Linked DNA regions of Homo sapiens: region 2 is linked to region 1. The links are chromatin loops, found by intact Hi-C in ENCODE. Cell type or tissue: GM12878. All regions are shown on one strand. Links, peaks and the distances in the headings refer to the core of each region. The heading gives the core; the rest is flanking DNA.

What was found. Hi-C counts contacts between places; a loop is a spot of excess contacts. Peaks named below come from ENCODE experiments on the same cell type or tissue, not always from the same donor. Only the 100,000 strongest peaks of a DNase experiment are listed, where the experiment ranks them.
Region 2: it touches region 1 in a loop (10-fold over the local background); 30 of 110 quality-filtered maps call a loop at or near these places.

What each region holds. Positions count from the first base shown.
Region 1 is chr12:9,326,639-9,336,691 of GRCh38, forward strand. LOC105369649 (a long non-coding RNA gene) reads right to left here. Exons shown (of 3, transcript XR_007063205.1): 3 at 8,214-8,298. Among named protein-coding and RNA genes, the nearest start is that of LINC02367, 36 kb to the right of the region's middle. In GM12878, for the core only: a CTCF peak has its summit at 4,690 (motif pointing right); a DNase peak (open chromatin) is centred at 4,853; H3K27ac peaks cover 1,358 bases.
Region 2 is chr12:9,463,590-9,473,642 of GRCh38, forward strand. It overlaps the pseudogene OVOS1P. Among named protein-coding and RNA genes, the nearest start is that of LINC02367, 100 kb to the left of the region's middle. RefSeq lists a silencer at 5,668-5,717. In GM12878, for the core only: a CTCF peak has its summit at 5,613; no DNase peak of the experiment used is centred there.

The DNA of each region.
Region 1 (10,053 bases), core at 717-8,716:
CATCAGTGAGGTCAAGACCTGGGGCATTTCAGAAAAGGGGGGGTTATGAGTCTTCCAGTTGTACAGGTCAGAAGTAGAGAAGCGGACATAAACTAAGAATGGGCCTGAGTGCTTATCGCCCGGAGGGACTTGTGCCTCCTCAGCGGGAGGAGGGGGGCTACCTCCTCCTGCCGTGGCCGCGATCAGGAGGCAATAGGTGGAGAGCCCACAGGGGAGGTAGTGCAGGAGACAAGAGAACATTCTGAGGGAGCAGGAGGGTTATAAGGCGGTGGAACTGGGTGAAGGAAACTTTCCTCTTCCTCACAAGGAGGCAATACAGGAGGAGCCGAGCCGGCTGAGGGTCGAGGCGAAAGTGAGGTCTGGCTCAAAAGGACCTTGGAGGTAGAATTATGAATGGCGCATGAGCGGAGCCGTGGAGGAGGGCTCCGGACCAAACTCAGCCATTGATCAATGTAGGGAAACTGATCGGGGTGACCGGGAGTTCCAGCAACAACCCGCCACACAGTCTGAACAATTGCGAGGTTCAGTGACCCTTCTGGGGGCGGGGGTGCACCTGACTCTAAACTTTGGCCATTCTACTCCACAGAGTGTCCAGAGTTTGCCTTTTTTAAGGCGGAGCCTATAATCCTCTGAGAAGCCTAGAGAGAAATTTTGTAACATACATTGGAGAGGGCTCCAAGCTTTATGAGGCCAGGAAGAAGAGTTTCCTATTCTGGAGGCAGTTTAACAAGGTTTGAGCAGAGATATTAAACTTAGCATGGACAGAGAAATTCATGACCTAGGGGGGCTGTAGTATCAGAAGAACAGAAATAACATAACCAGAAGGAGTGGCAAAACAGCTATAACCAACACTTCCTGCCGCATAAGGTTTGTCTTCTTAAGCTTTGAGACTTAGGGAGAGGACACGTGGCAGGTCTGAGGCCCGTGGGACCTATGTGACTTCCCTCTCCCCTTTGACTTATAACCTAAATATCTTTGGTGTCTCCACGACTCAAAGGCAAAGAGTTCAGACTTGGCCCTTTCTTTTAAGGGTTTGAGGAGGGAGAGAAGAGCCAAGTCTTGGAGGCGCTGGACTTGCTGCGACACAGGAAAACGAGATGTGCAGGGCAAGGGATGGCGATGAGGAGGAAAGGGGCCACTTGGATCTTTCCTAAGGTAGGAGAGTAGTCACAGAGGATAAGAGTCCAGCTGGAGTGAAGCAGTACGGGGGTAGTCCTTCTATTTTAGGGTTGCCAGATAAAATACAGTATGCAAAATCAATGTGCATTGGAGAAAATAATTTATTATTAGAGAATACGTAATTTCTTTAGCATAAATATGTCTTGTGCCATTCTTAGTTTGGGACATACTTATGCTAAAAAATTATTTGTTCTTTATCTGGAATTCAGAATTAACTAGGCATTTTATATTTTTATTTGCTAACTCTGGCTACCTTATTCTCTTCTTAATATTCTTCAACTCTCCTAGCTTTGCCCTCCTTCCCTGCCCCCTCTTCTAGGGGAGTCGGATCGAGTTGTAAGGAGAACATGCCCTCCCCTCCTCTTCCCTTCCCTTCCCTCCCCTTCCCTTCCCTTCCTTCCTTTTCCCAGTTTCTATATACTGTATTAGTCACTAATCTAAGTGTTCTAGGTACAACAAACAAAACCACATCAAAATAATCCACAGCTCCCCACTGCTCTCAGAGGCCTACATGCTGGTGGGAGAGATGGCAATTAAACAAGATTAGTAAGTAGGGTAGAGAATATTAGAGAGGAAGATGTCCTGAGAAGAAGAAATAAATCAGGAAGAGGATATGAAGTGCTGGGGAGTGTTGAAATTTTAGATGGGGTGGGGCTTGACAAAGCCTCCCTGAGAAGGTGTCTTCCGAGGAAAGGCTTGCAAGGAAGGGAGGGTAGGTGTTTGGGGGAAGAGCATCTAGACAAAAAAAGACAAGTACAGTGCAAGGTTCTGGAGGCAGGCGCGCACTTGGCTGCTGTGTTTGAAAATGAGGGCGGTGCGGCTGCAGGGGAGAGGACGGGGGGTGGACAAGAACTATGGGGTGGCCAGGTCCTATGGGGCTGTGGGAAGGACCTTGAACTTTACTCTGAGGAGCATGGGAGCCATCGCAGAGTATTGAGCAGAAGAGTGGCATGACCTGGCTGGATTCTTTCATAGAGTCCTTCTGGCTGTGATATTACTCTCTATTAGACAGGCAAGCTCCTTGAGGGCAGGCATTGTGTCCTATTGACCTTTATTATAAGGACATAGCACATCTAGCCTGTAGAAGACTTCAATATGTTTTTTCAAATGAATGAAGAACGACTGAATGAATGCATGAATGAATGCTGTCTCCCGACAGCCAGATCCTGGCTCCTAAGGACTCCGGGAGTCTTCTCACTGTCGAAGGAAAACTCTGGTAGAGGATGCTGCCAGCAGCCAAGTCCCTGGGGCTCTTAGCTGCTGCTGTGGCAGCAACACACATCCAAACCCGTTTTCCTTCTTGCCACATAGCAGGCTGCTTAATGGATCACTGTCACCTGGAGGGAGAATTTCAGGGGAGACCCTGCCCTGGGCTATCTTCTGATTGATGATGTCATCGAGCGTTATTAACAAAATTATAGACAAAGGTGGGAGGAATGGAGGATTTATTAATGGATGGCCTCAAAATTTACAACTATAGATTGTATTTATCGGTTCAAGCCAAGAGGCCCTGTCTACATTTCACCTTGACAACATCTTTGGGTTGAACCTCATGCTTCTCCTTCCTTTACCACAGGTCATCATCTGTCTTCTCCATAGTTCATAGAACAAAAAACAACATGAAGTCCCGCAAGAGCTAGTATTTCTTGTGAGGATTTAATCCTCTGAATAACTATGAAATGGGAAGCATAATTAACTCCTTTTACAGATAATGAAACTGGAGCTTGGAGAGTTAGTACCGTGGCCAAGATCTCTGAGATAGGAAGTGGTGATACCCAGGACAGGAATCTAGATGCTACGATGCCAGAGTCTTGAACCAACCCCTATGCCTGCTGGCCTTGGGATTAACCAGAAAAATGAAAGTCCAGATCCAATTGCTTGAATTTGTTTTTTTAAAAAAACTTTTATTGTAGGCTCAGGGGTGGATGTGCAGGTTTATTTTATAGGTAAACTCATGTCACAGGGGTTTGATGTACAGACTATTTCATTACCCAGGTACTAAGCCTAGGACCAAATAGTTATTTTTTCTGCTCCTTTCCCTCCTCCCACCCTCCACCCTTTGCTAGGCCTCATTGTCTGTTGATCCCCTCTTCATGTCCATGTGTTCTCATCATTTAGCTCCCACTTATGAGAACATGCAGGATTTGGTTTTCTGTTCCTGTCTTAGTTTGCTAAGGATAATGGCCTCCAGCTCCACCCACGTTCCTGCAAAGCACATGATCTCATTCTTTTTCTATGGCTGCATAGTATTTCATGGTGTATTTGCACCACATTTTCTTTATCCAGTCTTCCATTTATGGGCATTTAGGTTGATTCTGTGAATTTGTGTGTTGAAGCATAGCATAGCATAGCATTTCGTATGCCTAAAAATATGGAAATAATAAGTGCGTGGCTCAATGAATTGTCCAAAGCAAGTGCACCCAGTAACCAGTACCCATAAGAAACAGAACATCGTCAGCCCTCTAGGAGTTCCCTCATGTTGTCATCTCAGGCCACTGCGCTGGAGAAGAGTCTCCAGTGATAACAAATATTCTCACTTCTGAAGTGAGAATTTTAATATTTTAATTTTAATATTAGTTTAAAATTTTATTAAATGAAATGGTACAGAATAAACTCTGTCAGGATAATTTATTATATTTGAAAGTCTCACGTGTATTTCTAAAGGCAGCTATAGTTCACTTTCAGTTCTGTATAGCTTTTATTATATGCGTCTATATATGCAATATCATATTTTAGGACTTTTGTATATATATATTTCATGTATTCTTTTTATTATTGATGTACATGCGAGTTGTTTCCAGTTTGGAAAAGTGCTAAATAATGATGTATTGTAGAAAAGAGAAAAATAGTCTAAGGAGAAACTAAATTAACTCACAGCTCCGCTATTGAGAATTTACCTCCCTTAACTGTCATAGTTCTGGCCATTTGTGGACGTTCTTTTGCGTGGTGAACAGATGCAGGCATTTCTAACGGATCTATACCTGAGTCAAATTGTGGGGCCATAGAATGTATATGTCCGTCTTTAGAAAATATTATCAAAGGGCTTTTGAGGGTGTTTGTAGCAGTTTACACACACAGCGGCATATGAGAGTCCCAGTCGCTCAGCCCCCTCAGCAACACTCGATGTTGTTTTTCAAATAAAATGTTATCCATTGCATAGTGGTATCACATTGTGGTTTTAATCTGCATCTCCCTGATGACGGAGAATGTGCAGCACCTTTCTCTACACCTGTTGGCTGTCTGGCCACTCTTTGGGAAATGTCCGGATTGTTTACCCATTCTCCCCAGTGTGTCGCCTTTCTTCTTAATTGATGGGAGTTAGTCCCACATCCTACATGTCAGGCTCTTGTCACAAAAATGGTAAATGTTTCTTCACACTCTGTTCTTGCCTTTTTATTTTGTTGAAGGCATCTTTTGATGAAGTTCTTAGTTTTAATAAAGTCCAAATGCATGTGCCTGTTCTCTGTGATGCTCCTGCCTGGGGCTGCAGTGCTAGTACTGGTCACCAGGGGGCAGCAGCCTCCCATGTCCCTGGTGCCCACGGAGCTTTGCTGGAGCAGGTGGAGCTCCGGGATAGCCTCCTGAGAAAGGCACCTCCTGTTAGTATCAATGATCCCCACATTATGAGGACAACGGAAGCAGGAAGGGGTTTAATCACTTTCTCCCCGTGCTGACTTATTCACTCAGCGACTCTGCCCTGAGCACTCACCTTGTGCCAGGTGGCCTGGTGGGCTCAGCATTGGTGCTGAAAATGGCAAAGGAGTCCCTCTCCACCCCAGGAGCCCAGTCTTAGGAGACCTGCACAGAACCACTAAAGCAAGTCCACATGAAAGAAAAGAGCAGGTGCTGTGATAAAAATACGGTAGGATGACGGGAGGGAGGGCCGGGGAGTCACTGTGTGGGGAGAATCCAAATGCCTCACTGAGGTGACATTTATGCCATGGCCAGAATGACAATGGGGGACCAACGCTGCCCAAGTCAGGGACAGCGGTGTCAGAAAGAAGCCACCCTGGGGCACAGCCTCACAGGTGGACCTGAGTTTGGCAGAGGAGGTTAGAAAGGGGACAGTGTGGCTGCAGGGAGGCTGGGGGGAGAGGAGCAGAGGGAGGGAGGAGTCGGGGGAAATGAGGGTAGAGATCTGCTTGTCTTTGACAACATTGTGCCTCCAAACTTCGCAACTTTAAGCAACAAATACTTAATATCTGACAATTTGTGTCCAGCAGAATCTGGGCACAGCTTAGCTGGATGCCTCTGCCTCACTGCCTCTCCTGAGGCTGGGACTGTGGTCTCAACTGAAACTGGACTGGGGAAGGATTAACTTCCAAGCTCACTCATGTGGGTATTGGCAGGACTCAGTGTGGACTGAGGGCGTAAATTCCTCCCCGTCTCTTGGCCTGGGCACTCCCTTGGCCTCTGCCATGTAAGCCTGTACATAGAGCACCTCATAACAGCAGAACTCGCTTCCCCAGTTTAAGGAATGCAATGGAGACTGAGAGAGACAGAGAGAGAGAGAGAGAGAGAGAGAGAGAAACAAGAGACTGAGAGATTGGGGGAGGAAAAACAGAAGAGAGTGAACAGCAGAAAAATGGCAGCTTTGGGGATAATAAAAGCATAACAGTTGCAATAGACTGAATATCTCCCCCCTCCAAAATTCATATGGCAAAATCCTAACCCCCAATGTAATGATATTAGGAGGTGGGAGGTAATGAGGTCCTGAGGGTGGAATTCTCATGATTGGGATTACTAGCTTTATAAAATAAACCTCAAAGAGCCAGGCAGGCCATTGATGCCAGGCACTCTCTTTGCAGAGCTCCATGCAGGAGATGGGTTCAACAACACCATCTCCTTGAACGAAGGGCAGGTGCAACATGCCATCAACCACGGCCAGTGCTGGGCTAGGGTGAGAGCAGGCACAGAGGGGTCTCCACAGACAGAGACTCAAGAAGTCCAGGGTGGCCCATGACTCAGACGCACAAATGGGGACTCCCTGGGCTCTGTCCTTCGGCTTTCCCACTTGAGTGACCCACAGTCCCCTCCCAAAGGAATCTGGCCTCCATTAGTACCCAGTGGCAACTTGTTTAGGTGGAAAGTCCCTGCTCATCTACTTTTAGGAAGATCAGAGGAAGTGCTTTTGTGTTGTTTTCACTTTACACAACGCTATGATTATCTTTGCATGTTGCTGCTGTTTTTATTGTTTTAACAACCTACCCCAGGTGTCTCCTGTAGCAGACAGCTCCACTGTCCTGCCAGACTGCCTCCAAACCTTACAAGCTGTCAGTCTTACTGGGGAGGTTCTTTTTTACAAAGGGTGGGGGTGTCACACAAAAAGAGCCTTCAGCTGCTCTATGCATCTGTCTGCAATATGTCACCTCAGAGACCTCACCCCCATAGCACCATCGGAGAGGAGCTGTGTCCTCATATGTCTTCATAACTTTCAATAAGGGAGGCCTCTCAATGCTGCCGGAGCCTCACATGATAAAATTCTATTTCGACATCAGCTATCTTGTAGCGGTATCTGATGCTTTTCAGAATAGGCCATGACAGTTTGTTAGCACTTCCATGATACAGTGCCACAGACTGAAGGGCTTTAACAACAGAAATGCAGTTTCTCACAATTCTGAAGGCTTGAAATTGGACATGGAGCTGTGGGCTGCATTGGTTTCTCTGAGGCCTCTCTGCATGGCTAGTTGATGGTCTCCAGCTCTCTCTGGGTCACAGGGCCTTCCCTGGTGCTTCACTGTGTCCTTACTGCCTCTCTTATAAGGACTTTAGTCATATTGCATTAGGGCCCGCCCTAATGAACGTAATCTGTGTCACCTCTTTATGGACCACATGTCCAAATACAGTTCCATTCTGAGGCACTGGTGTTAGACATGAACATGAACTTTGAAGAGTAGACAAAATTCATCCTGTAACATATACTAATGCCTTGCAGAAGACAGACTCCCAGGAAAGGAGTTACTTGGTGAGGAATATGCATACATGACATTTTCATGGCTTAGTCAGATGACTTTCCAAAAGGGCTGTTGTGGATACATTGCCACCAGCAGTCCTGAATGTAGCTGCTTCCCAGCATCCAGCCACCCCTGGGTGTCAAGTCTTCTAATATTTTGTCAATCCGGTGTCTGCGTGACAAATAAAATTCCATTGATCCTTTCATTTCCAGCTTCCCTGCTGATATGTGTGTGTCACCTTTCGGCTGTATAGTCCCCACTTGGATTTTCTCCTCCCTGAGTCATCGCTCAGATCCGTGGCACTGTGATGGGCTCTTTCTCCCACCCAATGAGTCTCCTGGCATTGGGCCCTTTGCCGGGTCTGCAATTGCGGTAGCTGTTTCTCAAGACTGCCTTTATGTTAAACAAAGAAGCAGTTATTGGCTTTAAGTCCAAAGGGTTCTTCTAGTTTTTTGCTGTGTCACTGTCTCTAAAACAGAGGAGGAAACAAGGCCTCCCCAGGTCCTTTTCCTCCGTGTCAGCGCAGACCAAGCCTCGGGGAGTTGAGAGGGAAAGTCACACAGTAGTTCCCGTGAGCAGTTTTGGAGCTGCCTTCTTACATCCAAAAGCCTGTGTTTGCTCATTTCTAAAATGAGGGTGTGTTTTTGAGGATTTGCTGGGATAATGCTCTTTATACAGTCTATGAATACAAGTCCCTGCGTGCTAGAAGAGAGGCCCCAGGCACGCTCAGTTATCTAGGAAGGTTCTGGTTGGTGTTCATTCACTAAACACACATATGTTAAGCATTTACTTTGTGCAGGCACTTTTATAGATGACTAGCATATTTTAACAAACAAAGCAGATGCCAACCCCTGGGCCTCAACTCCATTCTATCCAGGGAGTCAGATCCTCACTGGAGACATCGAAAGCAAGGCACGCCCACAGAGTGGGAGATGCAATGCCCTCCTGGCCTCCTCTAGGTATAAACACTTCCTCCCAGATTCTGAGCAGGATGACAGATCCCAGGACCAACTCTAAAGTGGGTGGACTCTGGGTCCAGAAGAAGGACTTCCTGGGACCCCAAAAGGATGAGGGGATTATACGGCCTGTGGCTGGGGAGAGACTGACGGAACTCTGGATCTCATACACCTCATAATTCCTCCAAGATGGCTGAGGTCTGGGGCTTCTGCAAGAGGAAAGAAGTCAAGGTGAGCTGAAGATGGGGCCTCACGTCCTTGTCAAAGGAGAGGGGAGTTGGAGTCAGAGCCGGCCCCCAAAAGACCCATGCCCAGCACAGTCACTTCCCAGCTCTGCTTGTCCTCCTCCTTCCCACATCCACCTTTCCCAACCCCAGCACCAGGGGGCCCAGACCTGAAGCAGTGACGAGCCACCTGCTCACACGCCTGCCTGGAGCCACAGTCCTGGTGCCCAGGTACACGAAGCTGTGTGCCCTGGGCCTACAGGAGGAGAATGTCAGTGGGTAGCTGAGATCCACAATTGTCTGTAAAGTCCTGCTCTATGACCAGGTCTGTCCCTGCCAGGACAGCACAAAGGGCTTGGACTGGGATGGGGCTGTCCTCTAGACAGGCAGCAGCACACAGGTGCTGTGGATGAGCCGTGCTGGAGGAAAGACCAGGCCTCTGACTCTGATGCCCACTTCCTGCCCCCAGCACCTTCTCTTTCATTTTGGCCACTTGGCCAGATCAATACTCTGTAGATTTCTCTCAGCCCCCAAGCTTTCCATCCTTCAAGCCTAAGGTGACCTACATGTAGGTCAAGTGGCCTGGATCAAAGCTGCCGCAGCATCTGCACATTTTTCTTGCCTGGATGAAGCCTCTGGAGCCCATCAGATAGAGGGAGAGGTAGAGGCAGATAGTGAGGTGGCTGCAGTCTGGAAGATTTTCTGAGGTGTGGGATTTTGGGGCTGGAATTCCCCTAAATTCAGTGAGTTCACTTTGGTGTTTGGAAAGACCAGTGCAAAGTGATCGATGATGGTAATCCTATCTCTTTTCCCAGCTCTGATCCATATCCAGAAGTAGGAGCATTTCCAGTGCTAGCTGTTGAGTTAGTGTCAGCATGGGATGAGAACCTTCCAGTTACAGTGCTGCAGTTAGAGCCACCTCCAGAGCCTTCTTGCCCTTGTCCTGGGACTGTGAGAATCAGTCCAGCAAGGAGATACCTGACATCATAGCATCTGCTGCAACCTCTCGCCTCAGCCCTGCAGCAGGAGGCTGAAGAGAAGCAGCAATTGGTGAGGCCCCTGTCCCCAAGCCCCGTGCTCCTCCAGATCCTGAACATAGGAGTTGTCACGGAGATGGAGAGCAGAGCATGCGACCCCAGCTCCTGGGCCTCTCTGAAAGGCTTCCCAGGGGACAGGCTTGACCCCGTGTGTCTGGGAACTGCCCCTTTTTCTCATACTTGGTGCAGGCTTTGCCTTGTTCATGGCAGGCTTCCTGACAGGAGGTGAAGGAGCAGGCAGGGTGGGACTCCAGCAGCTCCTCCTGCTCCCAGAGGCCACCTCTTTCTTCAGGGACTGAGGTCTGATTTCAGCTGAGCATCTGGGCTAGGGTCCTTAACGGGGGACCCCCCCCACAGTATTTCAATGTAAGTTCTTTCTATTTTCATAAGTGTCAGCTGGCTGAGAAATAAAGAGAGAGAGAAAGAGTAAAAAGAGAGGAATTTTACAGCTGGGCTGCTGGGGGTGACATCACGTATCGGTAGGACCATGATGCCCACCTGAGCCTCAAAGTCAGCAAGTTTTATTAAGGATTTCAGAAGGGGAGGGGCTGCAAGAACAGGGAGTAGGTACAAAGATCACGTGCTTCAAAGGGCAAAAAACAGAACTACTGATAAGGGTCCAACAAAGATCACAAGGCAAAGGGCAAAAGCAGAATTACTGATAAGGGTCTATGTTCAGTGGTGCACATATTGTCTTGATAAA
Region 2 (10,053 bases), core at 1,452-9,451, 140 kb after region 1:
CCTGTATTTCTGAGGCTGTTTTTAATGAATAATCTACAGTCTCAGGAAAAGCAATAACTGTATTCAAGCAAACAAGCTCTTCTCTAACATGGAGTCAGTACTGTTACAGTTTTTTTTTTTTTTTTTTGAGACAGAGTCTCTCTCTGTCACCCAGGCTGGAGTGCAGTGGCGTGATTTCTGCTCACTGCAAGCTCTGCCTCCTGGGTTCACGCCATTCTTTTGCCTCAGCCTCCCAAGTAGCTGGGACTACAGGCACCCGCCACCACACCCGGCTCATTTTTTTTTGTATTTTTAGTAGAAACGGGGTTTCACCGTGTTAGCCAGGATGGTCTCGATCTCCTGACCTCGTGATCCGCCCGCCTCGGCCTCCCAGAGTGCTGGGATTACAGGCATGAGCCACCGCACCTGGCCATGTACTGTTCCAGTTTTATCCAATAGTGCATACAATTTAGAAGCAGTGAAAAACATTCTGATTATGACCAACTTTAAAGATGTAATGTCAGTCCATTCTGGCCAATGTGGAAACAGGTTCTATGGTCTTTCCATATCTTTCAGTGTTCTCAGAACCAAGTTTCAATAGCCTTAATATTTCATTACTTTTGAGAAAAAAAAAAAGTTGCCCTCTGACTTCATGCCAGAAAAACTGCTAAGGATTTTATATTATCTCCTTAAATCCTCACAGCAACGTTGATAGATTAAGTCAATCCCTCAGGATTGGGTTTGCCTGTGATAGAAAACTCACACTCCCTTGCCCCCTTATGAACAAAGTCTGAAGGTAAACTGTGCAAAATGATGAATACCTCTGCTAGCATAAGTGATCTAGGTTCTTTCTATCTTTTGGCTCTTCTGCCTTTTAATATATCACTTCCTGCTGATGGTTTAAGATCACTCTTTAGCCCCAGGCATCGTGTTTCATTCTAGTCACGAAGAAGACAGACAGGATAGAAATGCATGTGCCCTTGCTCTTTAAGAATACTTCTTGAAAGTGCCATATGGGACTCTGCCTTCCACTGCTTGGTCAGAACTTAGCTACGTGGCCACACCTAGCTGCAAGGGAGGGTGGAAAACATATTCTCCATTCCAGGCAGCCAAATGCATGGTTTTTTAAAAAGGAAGAAGAGTATTGGAGGACAGTTCCACAGAGGTGTTATAAATACCATTTTGTGGATGAGAAATCAGGTGCAACGATATTGAGCTCTGACCTTTGAAGGAGCATAAAGAACTAGTCAGGAATACCTGTGTTCTTTTCCAGTGAATTCACAGCTGGAGTCACCCTAGCAGTGGCATCTGGGGTGCCACTGCTGGCATCAGGGGAGTTCCCACAAGGGAGTACCGCAAGCCATCCCAAGATGGGACCAGTTGGAATCCCAAAGAAAGAAGCACTAGATGCCAGGGTGATCAGTTCAAATTTATTACGAGAACTTAGGTAGAAACTGGGTTTCACCATTTCCTCCAGATAGGCAGTTAGGGAAAGAGGTGCTCTACCTAGCGAGGTCTGCAGCACGAGGATCAGGGAATGGAGTTGATGAGAGATTAAGGCATTTGGCTCAGGGCCTGGCCAGTTCCTCTCAGTGTTTGGGGCAACAACCTAAACACCTTTGTAGGTGTCTGGGAATGTTCGAAGCGAAACCTTGGGTTCCAGCCTGCAGGGCAAATTGTGTAGCTGATGGGGTCACAGGACAGTTGAGGCACTCTCTGTTTCTTGGTTAGGACAGAAAACGGGAAAACGGAGTACCCTTCAACTACTATGCGGTAGCGGGGAGAAAGTTTCAGAATGATTTTAAAAACTAAATTAGAATGAACTTCAGTTATTCCAACAATAGCATAACTTGTTCTATGGCAATCTGACGTGCTTTCTTACATGACGGGGGCTGTAGTCAGCAGCACTCCACTGTATGTATCCCACAGCCCACCTTCTTATGCTCTCATCCGTAATCCAAATATACCCACGGGAGTGTGGCAACCCTGTGAATTTCACCCAACACGTGTGGAGATAGAAAAGGGAATTGAAAACCAAACCCGATGCTGCTCTGCCACCCTACTCTCTTCTTGTGTCAGTGAAACCTTTCCTGAAAACTCAAGGAGATGCTTCCAGAACTGTTCTGTCACTTGGGCTTACCCCTAGTATAGATACTGACAGCCAACAGTTTCCTAGGGAGATAAGAGACAAGAAGCCTAAGGTATCTTCCAAGATCAAATCTACCTCCTTAGTCCTAATCCAAAGTTGTCCATCCCATTAAACCAAAGGTGGGAGAATCTACTATGGAGTGGCCTCACTGACATCCAGACAGACAACTGGAATAAGCTTTAGCCCCCAGTTCTAAATATTCACAGTGACTCACAAGTGGTTCGTAGATAGACCCAACTTCTTCAGGTGGACTTTGGTGCTTGTGCCTCCGTTGACCTTGTTAACCAAAAAGTGACTGCGACATGTTTCAATCAATTACAGGTTTATTTAGCCAAGGCTGAGGACACGCTGGGTCCCTGCACTGCCTTCTTCTCTGTTGGTCTCCTGAAAGCCTCTGCTTAAGGAGGTCTCCGTGGCCATCTTTAGCATCTCAGAGTGAATTAAATCCCCCTTTCTAAGGGCATTTTCCCGTGAAGCTTTATTCTCTGTGACATAAGGGGAGAGGGATTTTTAGAGAACCTGGGGTGGCGGGGGCTTTGGAGAGAGGGGGGATTCTCAGGGGATTTCCCTCTCCCCAGAGATACATCTCTCCATGAAACAAACAAACAGAAAGCACACAGTACAGTGCACAGCACACAGTCAGTGCTCAGGAAGCGTTGGTTCCCTGTCTGCCTACTGCAGTTGGTACAAACAACACTCAGGGTGCCAAGCTTCAGTTTGGTGAAGAAAAGCATAGCCCACATTCCAGTTCTCGGGCCTCGTCTTGAAGGGTAAGGGCAGCTCAGGCCCTGGCATTGCTTGTCCTGAGGACAGGCCAGCACGTCCTGTGCCTGGTGGTCTCCAGAAATGCTGTTGCCTGCCTGCTGCCACTCTGCATCTCAAGCTTATCCCCCCATGCCTTGCCAAAGCCCACTCCATCTCCCTCCCCTCCCAATCCACCTGGAGCTCCCACCTGTCATCTTTCCTTCCCACCGTGGGGCAGGTGGCGATCTGCAGGCCTCCCTGAGAGAGAACTGCCCCTACCCTGCCTCAAAGCCAGGGGCACTGATCCAGCTCTCAGCTCCAAGAAGATGGACTGGGATCTTCCCTTAATGCCTTCTGGGGTCTGGGAATAAAGATGGAGAGAGGCACTGAGCTGAGCACAAACAGGAAAAGGAAGAGCTCATGGCTCAGAGCTGAAGAAGACAGGACCCAGTGAGCAGAGGACTGTGTCCCCATAGGGAAAGACATGTTCTGGTAAAAGGCAGGTCAGGAGTTCAGGAAGGATTCAGGCTCAGTAGGGACTCCGGCTCACTGCCCTCTGCTTGGGAGAGCAAACCCTCCTAGGTGAGGTTTCCTTTCTGTGCCTTTACTGCAGGGAGCTGGTGTCAGAATCAAGGGCACCATCAAAACAGGATACCACAGACATCTCAGCTGTGCCAAACTAATGCCCAAAGGCTCAGCTGTTGCAGGTAGGGGTGGGAGGGCAGGCCCTCACAGGTGGGCCTCCTCACAGGCCCACCCTGCCCTTTATGGCACAGCCCAGGACCGTTAGGTCAAAGCTGACTTTTCCCAGTCTCAAAGCGCCGTCTTATCTGTTGCTTTATTTGTAACTCACAACAGGCCTCTGAGTCAGGCAGGGCATATGTCACTCCTATTTCATAGAAAGAGAAACTGAGGCATGGGGTGGGCTAAGTGACTTGGGCCAGAGGGTAAGTGAATTGGAGTCAGGACTCAGATCTCCTTGGATCCACACCAGACATCCTCCCACATGGAACCCTCTCCCTAATCTTAACACTTCCATGGCGTCATGCCTTCATCAGCCATCACAAGAAAATGAGGCCACAGAAATTGCATGCATGTTCATGTGTGTGTGTGCCTGTGTGTGTGTATATACACAAGTTCATGTGTTTGTGCATGTGTGCATATGTGCATGCGTGATGCCTTACTTGCTGAGGGAAGGGGAGGAGGGTTGGCAGCTGCTGATGATTTTCTCTATCTTGAATGTTGTAAGTGCTTTTCCCAGGAGAGCCAGATAGCCATGGTGTGTCAGGAGAGGTCTCAGAATGAGACTTATGAAGTGAAGATGAACAATGACACAGAGGCCTGCAGTGAGCCCAGTCTGCTCTCCACAGAGATGTGAGCTCTGCTGTCCTCTGCCCAGGATGGCCTGGGTGTGGAGATGGGTCTGGGGAGGCAGGGGCAGGTCCTCAAGATCCCTCCTCTGGGCATGATTTGTAGGAGGAGGGGATATCACAGAGAAAAAACCTGCACGGCCTCTGTCATCTTCTTAGTGGAATGGGGGCCCCCATCTCTCTTTTTCACACACACACACACACACACACACACACAGCCCTTTTTAGTTTGGCCTTCTTCTTAGTGGAATGGGGGCCCCCATCTCTCTTTTTCACACACACACACACACACACACACACACACACACCCCTTTTTAGTTTGGCCTTTCCTGACTGGGAAAACATCTAAACATGGTTTCTTAAACTGTTTAGGCTGTAACCAACAGACATAAATATATTTTCTGGTGACACTTAGTGCACAAATACATATATTGACAAACAAGTGTTTTGTGACACTACTATAAAATAAAGCTGCCCAGAAGAGGGCACTGGTGGCAAATCTAGGCCTGAGATTATTTTGACCTTGCTGGAATTTTTTGAATATTTTTGCTGCATATCTAGATGCATTAGAAGGTTGTGGCATCCATTTGGCTTTTAAATGCCAGCTATGAGAGAGGAGGTGGCCGCAGCACTGGCTAAAGGGCAGAAGGAAAAAGGGAAAATTCTCCTCCAAGGGAGCAGACCAATGTTGCTTAGACCCTAGCTCTGATCACCCTTCTCTCAAAACTCTGCATCCAAACCTCATCCTCAGGTTGATCTCTTCTACCCTTGACTGCTCTGTTCCCAGATGTACTGGGTTGAAAAAGTTCATGTCCACTCAGAACCCGGAATGCGACCTTGTTTGAAAATAGGGTCTTTGCAGATGTTACCAAGGTAAGGGGAGCTCAGTGGATAAAAGTGGGCCCTACTTAGTCCAGTGATTGCTGGTTTTATTAAGAAGAGAACACACACACAGACACACACGCACCAAACACACACACACACATATACACAAGAATGTGCCCTGTGAAAATGCAGGCAGAGCTTAGAGTGGCCTGGATCTGTATGTTGCTTCAGTTCTGGGAGCTCCCATGAGCCTGCAGAGAGATTGCAGGGTCTTCCTGAACAGTTCCTGAGGAGGAAAGAGAGACTCAGAGGATTGCCCCGATGTCGCCCTTCTCTCCTCCTAAACTCTGCTGGGCTCTCCCACTCCCCCAGGAAGACTTCCCTGCTAACTTCTGCCCTGCAAGTTGACCCTGACATTTTCAAGTGCCACCTGCCCCTGTGAACTTGAATGGATTGCGCTGTTCTTTGCACAAGAGCAGAAACGTCTGCCTGGAGTGCGGCTTGTCCTAGTGGCTGGGACTTCCCTGACACACAGCTCCCCCTGTCTGCCATGGAGTGGTCTCACTGACATCTGGGCAAACAACTGGAAGAAGCTACAGCCCCAATTCTAAAGGTTCACAGTGACTGGCAGCTGGTGTTGAGACAGACCCGCCTTCTGCAGGTGAACTTTGGTGCTGGCCTCGGTTGTCCTTTTATAGACATTACCTATTGTGAGGGGCACGACTTTCACCCTCCTGCCCCACCAGTGTGGCAGTGCATTTTTTATTCTTTACATTTTTTATTCATATTATTTCTTGTTCAATTGAAGATGTACTTCTTCCTGAGTGTGCCTGTGGCACAAGAGGCTTTCTGAAAGAAGCTGCTTAGGTGACTCAGCCTGGAAGCTGAGGCAGGTTGCAAGGGGGCATCTTCCTGAGCCCTCAGTATGTCATCCATGAGGGACTGGATGGGCTCCGGGGACTCATTCTTCACTCCTTCCAGAGCTGAAACCAGAATGAGGCCAACTCAGACTCTGGACCCTAAGCACCGCCTCCCTAACCCCCTTCTTCCCACCCCATGCCAGGTCAGCATTGCACAGCTCTGCTTAGAATCATGTTTGCACTATAAAAGCAATACTTGTTTCACTGTAGGAAATACTTAATACACAATTTATTTTAAGGAAAAGAAGAAAAATCACTCATCCCAGAGATAACACTGCTAATATTTGGTAGCTGTCCTTGCAGTCTTTTTTTAAAACAGCAACCAAACAAACAAACAAACAAACAACAAAAAACAACCAAATGTTGATAGATTTTTTTTTCACAAAATAGGACTAGTAATTTTTTTCATTCCATAATATATTCCTCTATACAGCATAACAGGCAATCACATGATTCTACCATAACTTTTTTTAAAAAAAAACAGGGCCTCAACCAGTCGCCCAGGCTAAAGTATAATGGTGTGATCATATCTCACTGCAGCCTCAACCTTCTGGGCTCAGGTGATCCTCCTACCTCAGCCTCCTGAGTCATTGGGACTATAGGTGTGAGCCACCACATCTGACTAATTCTATCATAATTGTTTTGGTAAATACCCTATTTCTGAATAATTAGATTCTTTGCAATCTTTCACTGTTACAAAAAGTAATCATAAATTCATTCAGCAACTATATATTGAGGACTTACTATTACCAGGCACTGCTAGGGGCTGGGGATCCAGGGGAGGACAAGAAAAACAGATTACCACCCTTGAGAAGTTAGCATTCTGGTGGGGGAAAGACAAATCAGCAGTTAAATGCAAATTAAGTAAAAGGGAGGAAGTTGAGGGGAGTTCTGAGACCAAATGACTGGGGAGGAGCCCTTAGGCCCATCAGGGGATGCTTCTCTGAGAAGGTGATGCTCCAGCTCAGACCCGAAGTTGAGAGCCAGCCTAGGAACACACAGGGCAAGGGCAGAAGACTTCCACATGGTGTGTGTGGGGGTCTCTTTGTGTCATAGAAAGTACCAGTGTGACTGCAGTTCCCAGAGGGGCAGGAAGTGGTGTAGGCTAAGGGTGAGAGGCCTCAGAGGTCAGGACATTCTGAGTTGGGTGAGTGAGAATATGGGAGCAGACTGAGACCCTAAGAGCAGTAGGGAGCTGCTGAGGGGTTTAAAGCAAGGAGTGGCATGTTCCAGCATGCGTGTTCTAAAGAGAATCTGGCTGCTAAGAGCAGAATCGTATAGAGAAGAGGAAGAGGGTGTTGGGAGGCTGTTAAAGTGGTCCTGTTAGGGAATCATGAGGGTGTAGAGTAGGGTGGGAACAGAAGAAATGGAGACAGGAAATTCCTTAGCATGAAAAGGACAAAGACGAGAAAGAATCTTGGTTCAACAAAACTTGTTCGTTTTAGGCCTTCAAACCCATCAATGTCTACAGCGTCATGTTCGTTTCATTCACTTAGAACAGAACACAAGAACGGGGCTGAAGCTCTAACAGAAAAGACATAAGACCCTTGAGAAAGCATTACTTGAACACAAGGTTTCTGGGACATTAAACATGGGTATAAGTGCTGCTATAGTACCTTTCTGGGGAAGACTTCCTCCTGTCTCGGGGACTTAGGCATCATTATCAAAGGCAGGGTGGGATGAAGAAAGTAAGGTGAATGCTCTGGTAGACTGAGAAGTCTAGGATATACAGGGGGACTTCAGGTGTCAAAACAAGAGGAGAAGGCTTCAGAAGCACACAATGTCAGGGTTGGAATTGAAGCCAGGTTGCAGCCCAAAGGGGACAGACAGCCCTGCCAGTTACTGGTGCTTCAGAGGTGGCACGGCTGCTCTCGGAGAAGCAACTGACTATTTCAGTTTTCCCTGACTACAGCTATAAGGACGCTCCCTACCTGCCACCCTCCATATCATCCCCCGCCCGCACCTAGACACCCGAATCAAGGCAATGAAATTGTCTTGTGGGACATCTATGTGCCCAGCAAAGCTCAGCACATTTTGTGCATTTTTATTCAATAATGACAATGGTGTTCAAGATCAGCGCTGTTACCCTCATGACACGGATGAAGAAAGGCCTAGAGATGAAGTCACGTGCCCAAGTCTGCAGGGTCCTGACTCATAGAGCTGGTATGGAAACTGATCAGGCTGGTTCTGGAGCCCCTGCTTTTCCATTTCACCACTGACTTGGAGGAGAGAGAAGACCCTGAAATATCGTTTAGTTCAATACTTGACTCTCTAGACAAAGAACTGGGAATGACACATACGGGAAATAAGGAATTCTCCATCTGCAGAGGTCTGCTAGGCATTTTCTCTGAGGAGTCAATCATTCACCATTCTCTCAAAAGCAGCTTATGCAAAATATGATCTCTTAGCAGCCACAGTATTCAATACCCTGATTAGGTTCAAATCAGAAGGCAAACACCTCAAGGACAAGAGTTTGCAACAAAAAAGGCAACAACAGCACCCTGGACACTCATGTCAGGACATTCCAATGTGCATACACCTCCTTAAGCACAGAGGGACTCTGAAGATGATCTACCAAAGCAAACATTCTTTCTGTTTTGTCTCCACATCAAAGGAAGGAAATTGTTACATGGAAAACAGGAACAAATAATTTATAACCCATTTCTGCTTGCTCCTAGAATGGACTGACTATCCTCACACCCTATCACAAGCACTGTTCACCCCTCTCTTCCTGCTTAGAGAAGTTAAAAACTGTGCTTCAGTGAGCTCCCATCCCACTCAAAGTAAAACCCTCAATCTTGACTGTGCATAGAAGACCCAAGAGGATTCTGGCCCCACTACTCTTCTCTCATCTCATCTTCTGCTCTTCCTTCTGCTCCCTCCATGATCATCATACTGGCTTCTTGATCCTTGAACATGCCAAGGACTCTTCCCTTAGAGAGCCATAGAGCTCCCTTTCTCCCTTCCTTCAAGGTGTCAAAGAAAATACTGTTTCAGCACCCTCCAAGTTTATTACACCCAGAAGGATATTAAGACCCAAGACTGAGTTGCACCACCGGTTTCCAATTCTGCTTCTTAGATTAAAGGAGAACTCTCTTTCCCATTGTTCTTCTTCTGTGAATGAGTAGGAGAGACCAGAAACCAGGCCTTGCCCACTATGGAACCCAGATCTTTGTTATAGTTTAACTGACTCCTTTATTGTCGTGTACCTTGCTAAGACCAGATGACACCCGAGATGCCTAGACTGTTAAATCTTCAGTGAGGAATGTTTAATCTACCTTTCCACAAAGAAAAAGACCACCTGGACTAATTAGATCATTTAAATGATGCATTAAACCTTACATAGAAAGATGTTGAAATTCTGCTAGGCTTTCCCAAGCTTCCTCTGTATAAAGGATCCCAAACTTCACTTTGGAATACAGACTTCCATTCTGTGGAATCTGGGCTTCCCACACAGGCCTGTCCTCAACGTTTGTGCTTAAATCAACTCTGTTTAAGGTAAATTCTGACCACCTTGCATCCTTTAGTTTAACATGGGTCTCTGGTGAAATGCCTCCTTATTGGAGAGGACATCTCTGTCACCTCACCCTCATACACTGCTCAGCCCCTCCCACACTGCTCAGCCCCTCCCCTTGCTTTATCTTCTCCATGGTGCTTCCCTGACATGTACGCCCTTGTTGAGGGCTTGCTTCCTCTCCTTGGCTAGAATGTAAGTTGCATGAAGCCAGGGACATCAGCTTAATTCAGTGCAGCATCCCCAGGGCTTAGAGAATCACCTGGCACACAGGAGGTTTTCAATAATTAAGAAACAAATTTGTGTAAACAGCAAGAGTGGGAGTTGGCAGAAGTGCATTCTATATAAAACACAGGTATTTGTGTTTGGCTGTTGGTGCTAAGGAAGGCTGTGAAAGGTGAGTTCAAGTTTGCTTCTGATATACATTGGAAATATCAACTCCTCTTTCTCCATAGCCACAACTCCCACTCCCTACCTCTTTTCTTTCTCAGGACTTTGGGAAGATTCAAGAACAATGTAGGGAACATGGGCTGTAGGAAGAGCCCTGAGTTG